Regions from separate parts of the Mus musculus genome. Here region 2 is linked to region 1. A link is a contact called in ENCODE Hi-C data. All regions are on one chromosome and are shown on one strand. The core of a region is the stretch at or near the end of the contact, and the rest is flanking DNA. Distances in the headings are between cores, read along the strand shown. Region 1 holds the start of 4930479H17Rik (a long non-coding RNA gene). Region 2 holds the start of Crebzf (CREB/ATF bZIP transcription factor).

What was found. Hi-C counts contacts between places; a loop is a spot of excess contacts on that map.
Region 2: a loop to region 1 is called in a map of T-helper 1 cell, with 187 times the contacts of the local background. The contact joins the promoter of Crebzf here to the promoter of 4930479H17Rik in region 1. A Hi-C loop is called at or near these places in 2 of 37 maps with a recorded cell type or tissue (T-helper 1 cell and T-helper 17 cell).

What each region holds. Positions count from the first base shown.
Region 1 is chr7:30,352,656-30,357,331 of GRCm38, forward strand. It overlaps 4930479H17Rik (a long non-coding RNA gene), which reads right to left and starts at 1,291. Exons shown (of 3, transcript XR_881936.2): 1 at 596-1,291. It overlaps Lrfn3 (leucine rich repeat and fibronectin type III domain containing 3), which reads right to left. Exons shown (of 3, transcript NM_175478.2): 3 at 2,859-3,448. The coding sequence ends at 2,983. Gm25259 (a small nuclear RNA gene) reads right to left here and starts at 4,269; the gene lies at 4,077-4,269.
Region 2 is chr7:90,439,655-90,444,586 of GRCm38, forward strand. It overlaps Crebzf (CREB/ATF bZIP transcription factor), which reads left to right and starts at 3,127. Exons shown (of 1, transcript NM_145151.3): 1 at 3,127-4,932. The coding sequence starts at 3,361. The coding sequence ends at 4,437.

The sequences.
Region 1 (4,676 bases), core at 41-2,540:
TCTTCCCCTACTTTCTACAACCTTCCTTCCCTCTCTTCTGGACCAGCTGCTAGTAGTTCACACTGTCCTCTTCGGGGTAGGAAAGGAGGAGCCTGCTGCTGTCATTGATGTCAGCTCAGGTCTAGCCTGGTCTAAGACAGCCTTCTGCCAGAACTGTTGCAGTGTCTTCCTCCTCAGTTTCCCCGTGCTTCCCCTTGGCCCTCCACACACACAAAATCTGCCATGGGAGCTTCCTTGAGATCCGGGAAGATCCTCATAGCCCGGGATCCTCCAGTGGCCAGGAGTGACGGTGCACGCCTGTGATCCTTGGGCTCAGGAGGCCCAGGCAGAAGGGTCATGAGTGAGGTCAGGAAACCTGAGCTAGACAATGAATCCAAACTGGGGCTAATGTTGTGAGAACCCCAACTCAAAGAAAACAAGACAGAAGGAACCTTCAGTGGTTTCTCATGTCAGTTAGAATGGAATCCTCCCTCCTCTGGTGAATTTACAGGGCTTTTACATCGCCCGCTTCCTGCCTGATATTATGACAATTCCCTTCCCTCACTCCATCTCACCTCTGGCTTCCCTCCCTCTCCCTTTTTCTCACAATGCATACCTTATCATATGCCGTTCCATGTCCACTGAACACTGTTCCCACTGCTTGCTAATTACCTCCAGCCTCGGCTTGGGACTTAACTCCTCAGCTGGAGTCAAATCCACCTCTGCTGCCTACACATCCCTATTTAACATTTGTGCGTGTCACAAATGCTGCCAGGGCAGGGCAGGGCAGGGCAGGGCAGGGCAGGGCAGGGCAGGGCAGGGCAGGGCAGGGCAGGGCAGGGCAGGGCAGGGCAGGACTTGTACCCGAATCTGCCCCATGACCTAGCACACAGTTCAAATTTTAACAACAGGTTTATGAACGGTGCACTCTGGCTCCCCCTTAAGGTGGGAGTGGGTATTTCCTAGGTGGCACTGAGCCAGCCTTCCCACTTGCTAACTCCCATGGCCCAAGGCTTATGCTGTGATTTGTTGATAGCCTCACATGATCTTAGCTACTCGAGAGTAACAAAATGACAAAGGACCTCGGGATGCTGCAGGACTGGGGAGCTGAGTGCCTCATCTCCATGGTTAATGGTGGGCATTTTGAAGGTCTCAAGTTCCACCATGAAAAATAGGTTCTGTCATCTCACCAGAACATTCTTTGTACCAAACCGAGAGAATTCCAGTTTACTCTTAGCCTGTCTTCACCCTGATCCTAACATCATCTTACCTCAGGTGACTGACAGGCCCTTCCCCGTCCCCCCCCCCTGCTCCGCCCCCCCCCTGCTGCCATCAGAGAAGCTACTTGCATGGGGGGGGTGCTATTCTTGCTGTTGACCCCATTCCTGCACCTCTAATGAGGCCTGGCCTTTTCCATGCCCAGTGTCTGATCCTATAAACTTCCAGGACACTTGTGTGAGGGGGCCCCGGGCAGTGACACAGTGGGGACCAGCTCAGGAAAGACATGAGGCCAAGTGCTCTGACTCACGCTGAACCAGGGCTCAGTCCCTGTCCACACTCATATCTGCTAGATTGGTTCAATGTGGCACTGACTCTCCACCCCCCAACCCCCCACTGTAACCTTTCCCCTAGCAAACACACCAGTCTCTTGGGACATTTTTCACCTTCACCTCCATGTGCAGCTGCCAAAAGCTTTCCGTTTCTACCTTAAAGACTGAAACCCCAGTAGATGGTTCAATCTTGCGACTGCTCCCAGATTCTTTTGGGTTTTTTTTGGGGGGGGGATGGGTCTCATGCTGAAGTGTCAGCTTTTGAACTACTGGTCTCCTGCCTCTGTCTCCTGAGGTGTGAGGATGATAGGGGTGGGATACTCTGTCTGCTAAGCCCTGCTTTCTATCCTTGGCTCCAACGTCTCCATCTCCCCTCCCCACTCGCCCTCCCCTGGTCCCTCATCTGCAGAGTCCCACCCTGACCACAGAGCATCTCTGCTGTGCCCCTGCTCCCTCGTCCTCAGCCAGGGCAGCCTGGAGGACTTTCCCCTGGCCAGAGCCCAGAGCATCACTCTAGATAAGCCCCTCCCTCATGGTCTCTGAGCACTGTGATCCATCTGCTCACTTTCCTGAATGGCTGTGTCATCCACTCTTCTCTTCCAATGTTTCCCTGGTTGAAGTTGGTCCTGACCCACCCTCACCCCTACATTGGCTTCCCACGGATTCCTTGCCTCTGGTTCACCTCCCTCAAGAAGCACTAGAAACCCACCCACAACCTCCCCCACTCGGCCCCCAGGCATGAAATCCTCCGTGGCTAGCCATCATGAGCACCTCACTCAGATGCTGGCCCCTCCCACCTCACCAGTACCGCAGCAACCCAATGCCTGGTAATACCCAGCCTTTGTTCATGTTATGCCCTCCACCTGGAGCCTTCCCTTCTGCTCTTTGCCCAATGCTCTCCTTCAGATATGCTACTTAGATTACATCCCTCCTCTTCCAGGAAGCCTTCCCTGAACTATACTTCAGGTTCCTCTTCGGTGGTGGGGGGGGCACACAACCCCCTGGGCATCCCTCAACTCTGTATTCTGGAGTATGGCTATCTCAAGACATGTTTCCCACTGGACTGAGGGCAAGGCAGCTTGGGTCAGAGTCCCCAGCACAAGCCACAGCACAGCTCGGTCCCTAGAACGTCCAGTGCTTATATGGATGACTATAGATGACTATCCTCAACTCCTCTGCAGAGACCCCAAGCTGAATGACAGGAAGTGCCTTCCTCAGGGGATGTTCCTCAACCCCCGCCCCCATACCCTCCGCAGCACCCCTCAGTCCCCACAGACAGACAAGGGCAAAGGAACAGCCCGAGCTTAGAAAAATAGGACTTTCTTGTTGTGCCCCGGTGCCCCCGACACCCTCCCCATCAGAGTTTTAAAAACCGTGAGCAATTTGGTGAGTCTGAGGCCAGGTCCCGAGGGGTGTCCCTGGGACCAGAGGAACCATAGAGGTGGGCCCTTGGCTAGGGTCCTGCAGGTTCGTGACTGGGCCCCCAGGGCTCACAGTCCAATTGGACCACAGTATGGGCCCTGGGTGCAGCAGGCTCAGGGGCAGGCGCACTGGGCACGGGCCCGAGCGCTCCGTTGGTCTGGGAGCAAACGCTGCTGACAGGTGCCGTAGCCTTGGCCTTGCCGGGCGGCTGGCCTCCGTGCACCTTGTAACGTAGAAGCAGCACGAAGATGAAGACCAGAACAGAAGCGACGATGACACCTCCCAGCGCTATGATCATGGTGCCGCCCAGGAAGGGTGCGTGCGGTGCAGCACAAGGCCGAAGTGCGGGCTCCGTGGAGAACCGAGCGCAGCCCACTGGCCGCGTGGCCGTTAGCCCGGTGGCGCTGTCCTCATAGACTGCGAGCACACATAGATCATAGGTACGGCCTGACGCCAGATCGGTCAGCAGGAAGGAGCGACTGTCCGCTGGGATCATCCTGAGGGAGGGTGATAGATGGGGTCAGGACTGTGGTCACCCAATACCCAAGATCTATCTGCCCTGTGCCTCCCTCCAGCTAAGTTCCCTGCAGTACAGCTGCCCCATTGCAACCCAGGTCCATCTAACCAGCACCCTGACTTATTTTGCTTAGCTAACACTTAGCATGACGGTCCAGTGGGCTAGCCAACTTCAGTCTCCCACCTAAGGTCCCAATTTTGAGCACCTGTGGATCCCACACCCTATTTCTCTGAAGCCTAAGATATTCCATTCCTCTTTCAGAGATTTATTCCCTAGGCCTGTTAAAGAGCCCCTAACATCCTTCAAGACCCTTTTTGGCACCTTGCCTCCCGCCCTGTTCAGCTAAGTCCTTAGCCTCACCAGCAAAGCTCTGCTTTATGCTAACCCTGTCTGATTCCTGCCCCCTGCCTCCCGGAGTCTTGCTATGTAGCCAAGGCTGGTTCATATCTTGTGAAGGTCCCGCCTCAGCCTCCAGAGTGCTGGAAATAGAACCGTTTTAACACTACACCTGACCAATGGCCCCCTCCCTCTATCCTCCAGCCATCTTTTTGCTAGACTATCTCCCTGTGACTCCTATTTTGCTTTTTATATTTGCTTTCTGCCCTTGAGGTGGGGGCACCATTCCTGGACTACTGCAACACCAAATCAAGGAGTATCTTGGACACAGCAAGCTGCTGCTCCATCTCCCAGCTCCCCAAAAAATCCATTTAATATATTGTCCTCGGACAGAGGACATATCAGATACTAACCTGGTAGGAGCAGATACTACACTTGATCTGAGCCACAAGGTAGGGAAGTGATTGCTTATTTTTTTCAAGACAGGGTCTCACGGAGCTTAGCCAAGGCTAGCCTTGAACTCCTCATGATCCTCTCTGCAACTCCAAGCGCTGATGTTACAGCCGCGCACCCCACACCCCGCTGCCTGACTTCTTTTCAGCTCTAATTTCCCTTGTCCAGCTCCTGTGCATTTCCCTAGTATGTGGCAGCTGTACCCCTCTACCCTAACCACTGCTTCCCCTGTACCTCTGTTGCCTGCTTTGCTTCCAGCTTGCCAGTGAATTTCCCTGCAGCCCCAGTACCTTGTTACCATCACCGACTTTATAGTCTTTCCGGCGAGCCCTTGAGAATCTCCATCTCAGATTCTCTTCCCTCTTTGGCCTTACTACTTTCCAGGTTCATCTCTTCATTCTCTTTTAGCTCCATTTCCC
Region 2 (4,932 bases), core at 1,877-4,376, about 60 Mb after region 1:
CTGTTGCACACTATTTCTCTTCTGTGGCTCATTTGTCTTCCTTTCAGAGTACCCACTTTGGATTTCAGCTTAAATAACTCCTTAGGAAACACTTTCCTGATCATCCTGGTCTTTTATTTGCCAGATATAATTCTTGTTTCAGAAGCTTACTGTTTAATAAACTCACCCTTTCTAGGTCTTTCTGAACTCTGGCTTGCTGTTTAAATCCCACTGTTCTGGCCCAAACTCTTCTCCAAGCTGACGGACTAGAACTGGTTTCTTTCAGCTTCTCACTGAATTGCTCTTCTTGGCTTTAAACTAACTCTGGCAATCTGTTCTAATCTTCTGGTTCCTTCCCATTTTCTGGCTCATCTGCAACCTGTCTCTCTAAAACTGTACCAGCAAAACTGCCTCCTCTCTTTCGCTCTGTGCTGCTCTTTTACGTTCCTGTGCTATTTTCGTGAGAGTTGGAGGTATTCTATCTCTGACCTACTCTGTCAGATATTCCTCTGATTCATCACTTTGTCTGCCACTCAATTAGACATCATTTTCAAACATGGCCACACAAAATTAGTGTGTGTTTATCCTGGAAGAGTTAAAAGTAATTAAATGTGTAGGAGGCACGGAAATCCTTGTGCTCACAGATAAGCATTAGAGGAACCAGAAATATTAAACACACATTGTTGTCTCTTCAAAGAGACACCACCCAGAAAGCTGGGAGCAAAAATAGCCTGGTAACATTTACTCTGTGTGGCAGAGACTACAACTGATCCTCCTCTAGACCCTTATTTTGAGCTTATTTTTTTCTGTCAATCTATAAAATCCATGTGGTGGTTTGAATGTGCTTGGATCAGGGATTGGTAATATTAGGAGATGTGGCATTGGTAGAGTAGGGGTAGCCTTGTTGGAAGAGGCCTGTTGAAAGAAAATGAGATTTTGTATCTTGTGATTCATGTAAAAGAGTTGTCTATGAGCCCACTGCCTGGGGCCAAGAACAAAGCAGAACAGACAGGGCTGTTGTTAAGACATTCCTAAGAACAGCTTGATTGTACAAGCAGGGCTATCTTGTCTGGGCCAACACCACCTGGCCGGAACCTCCCCTCTGTCTACTGCCCCTTGATGCCTGGTAAAGTCATACATCAACTGACTGCTATGTGAACAAAGATAAGCCCCCAGCCCACAGGAACAAGGTCCTGATGCCCTTTTGCTGACATGTAATCTTTCTGTTAATGTTTGAATAAGCCAATAGTGTGTCACTATGCTGAATTCCACACCCCTAAGCCCCTTACCCCATAAAAACCCCTAGCTTTCAAGCCTCGTGGCCGACATCTGTTATCTCCTGTGTGAGATACATGTCGGTCCAGAGCTCCGTAATTAAACGTCCTCATGTATTTACATCAAGATGATGGTCCTTCGTGATTTTTTGGGTGCACACCGAATCGGGAATTGGGTGGGGGTTTCCCCACTAGGTCTAACACTGTCAGTGTCAGAGTGGGCTTTGAGACACTCCAGCCTGCCTGGGGAACTCGGAGTTCCTTCCATAGAGGAAATGGACCCTGCCTGGATTCTGCTCTGCTTCTGTGATGATAATGGACTGAACCTCTGAAAGTGTAAGCCAGCCCCAGTTAAATGTTGTCCTTATAAGAGTTGCCTTGGAGCTGGGCGGTGGTGGTGCATGCCTTTAATCCCAGCACTCAGGAGGCAGAGACAGGCCAGCCTGGTCTACAAAGTGAGTTTCAGGACAGCCAGGGCTATACAGAGAAACCTTGTCTTGAAAAACAAAACAAAACAAAACAAAACAAAACAAAACAAAACAAAACAAAACAAGAGTTGCCTTGGTCATGCTGTCCCTTCACAGCAATGGAAACCCTAATTAAGACATTTGTCTTTATGGAAGATGTCATGCATACTTTTACACAGAGTTTCATGGTGGTCAGGTCATATTGCTGCATACTCTCGATTATCAGCAGGAAACTCTTCCACCAAACTGTGCTTTGCTTAAAAATGCCTAAAATTGGGCTGGTGAGATGGCTCAGTGGGTAAGAGCACCCAACTGCTCTTCCGAAGGTCAGGAGTTCAAATCCCAGCAACCACATGGTGGCTCACAACCATCCGTAATGAGATCTGACTCCCTCTTCTGGAGTGTCTGAGGACAGCTACAGTGTACTTACATATAATAAATAATAAATAAATCTAAAAAAATAAAATAAAATAAAATGATTTAAAAAAAATGCCTAAAATTAAGAACTCTGGGATCATACTCTTGAAGTTTGAATCAACACTGGCTACTCAGTGTGTTAAACTGAATTACATTACTTTGTTTGTCCTGGTGGTTGCAGAAGCCCCCCCCCCCCCCCCCCCCCCCCCCCCCCCCCCCCCCCCCCCCCGCACTATTGGCCCAATGTGTAGTGAGGCTTAAAAGAATTCGTTACATCAGTGCTATGTGCATGAACTCATTGAATAAAAAGTGAAGTGTTTTGTTCAAGACTTGGTCTTTTCAAAAAGCTGGTATTTTAAAAACGGAAAAAGCCTAAGTAACTACCATGACTTGACAAAAGAAAAAAAAAGCAGAAAACAAACAGCAAAACAAGAGACCAGTAAACAAACCAACCACCCACTCTTGGCAAAGGAGCTAATTCTGCAAGTGACCCTTATTGCAAAAACAAATGATAAATAAAAATGATGTAATAATGACAATAATAGCAGTAATAGTATTATGAAAGATCATTTTCTGAGACTAAGGACCTCTGAATGTCGCCTGGGGAGTTAGTGTCAGTACGTGACTGCGTTCCCCAGAATTTGGTAACACTTCTGATTTAAAGTCTTTTGTTTTAACGGGGACTATTTCCTTATGCGTGCTGTTTTTTGCTTGCAGTTTAGAGAGAAACAGCAAAAATAAAAGCGTTCACAAAAACAGTTTTTTTTTAATATAGCTACGTCAAATATGTCTAGATGTCATATTGGATCGAGGAGAGTGGTACCGGGTAGTACCGATGAGTGGGGGGGGGGTGGAAACTAGGTTTTATTGTGTTTTGCCTGCTGCTCCTATGACATCACCGCAAAGCCGAAGTTACTGCACCTCGAAAGCACTCGGAATCTCGCGATACTCTGGCTGGAGCGAAGCGCGTTTTTGTGGGCGGGGTGGGCAGAGAGTAACTTCCGGCCAGGCCGCTGTCTGGGTGGCGCGGCCGAGTCCTCCCCCGGGCCTCGCCGCTTCGCGCTTCCACTGCCTTCCCCCCGCCTCGTGCGGGGGGTTGGGCGGCCGCCGGAGGCCACTCGGACCTTGCCCCGCGCCTGCGGTCGGCCCGGCGCCGTGGCTCTGCGCGCTGGGGGCCCGGGGTCGGAGTGGCTGCGGCCTACCCGGGCCCGCCGCTCAGCCCCATGAGGCACAGCCTGACCAAGCTGCTGGCAGCCTCGGGCCGCGACTTCCCGAGCCGCCGCGACAGCCGGGAGCCGCCCGCCACGCGCGCGCCGCCCCGGGAGCCGAGCGGGGCAGCCGCGGGGGCGGAGACCCCGAGGCCCGGATCGCCTGACCGCGAGCAACCTCACGGGGACGGGGACGGGGGCGAGCCGGAGGCCCGGAGCGGGAGCCGCGGCAGCGTGGCCGTGCGCGCGCCCGCGCCCTCGCCCCTGAAGATGGAGGAGGAGGAGGAGGACGCGATCGCCATGGTCCCCAAGGAAGAGCCGGAGGACATGGACTTTCTCTCCGGGCTGGAGCTGGCCGATCTGCTGGACCCTCGGCAACCGGACTGGCACCTGGAGCCCGGGCTCAGCTCGCCCGGGCCCCTGTCCTCGTCCGGCGGAGGCTCGGAGAGCGGCGGCCTGTTGAGGGGGGACGACGACGACGACACCGCGGCCGCCGAGATGCAGCGCTTCTCCGACTTGCTGCAGAGGCTGTTGAACGGCATCGGAGGCTGCAGCAGCGGCGGTGACCGCGGCGGCGGGGAGAAGAGGCGGAGAAAGTCCCCGGGAGCAGGAGGCGGTGGCGCCAACGACGGCAACCAGGCGGCGACCAAGAGTCCCCGGAAGGCGGCGGCGGCCGCTGCCCGTCTTAATCGGCTCAAGAAGAAGGAGTACGTGATGGGGCTGGAGAGTCGGGTCCGGGGACTGGCAGCCGAGAACCAGGAGCTGCGGGCCGAGAATCGGGAGCTGGGCAAGCGCGTGCAAGCACTGCAGGAGGAGAGTCGCTACCTACGGGCCGTCCTGGCCAACGAGACCGGACTAGCTCGCCTGCTGAGCCGACTGAGCGGCGTGGGACTGCGGCTGACCACCTCCCTCTTCAGAGACTCGCCCGCCGGCGACCACGACTACGCCCTGCCGGTGGGGAAGCAGCCGCCGGAGCCGCGGGAAGAGGACGACGCGGCGGGAGGAGTGTGTCTCCATGTGGACAAGGATAAGGTGTCGGTGGAGTTCTGCTCGGCGTGCGCTCGGAAGGCGTCGTCGTCTCTTAAAATGTAGGGTCAAGTAATCTGCTCTTTATCCGCGTTTACCCCTTTCTCCTCCCTTACACCATGTCAAACACCTTAGTGGGACATCGTCACCGGACGCATTTCAGAGGCGGAAAAAAAAGTAATATTAAATCTTTTAAGTGTTTAGCTAAAAGCATGAATGTGACACTGTAACCAACTCCTAATGATAACCTGTGACTATTAAATCTCTCTGACAGTTTCTTTTTTAGGTGATTTCCTTCCTGCCAGGCTCCGTTGTAGGGGTTACAGAGCAGTCGTTCCCGCCTCACAACCTGGTAAGGATCCATCTCTTCCCGTAACGCTCATGCTCGGCTGCTTAGGCTACTTTAATGGGCAGACATCTCAATGTGTGTGTGTGTGTGATATCTTTTTCTGTTTGTTTTTCTTTTTGAAAGGTGGTGGGAGGGGAATCTTAATTTGGGCCTTGTCCACCCTGGAAACAGACTTGTGCTGGTCATTAATGTACTTAAGTTGCTTCTGGTTG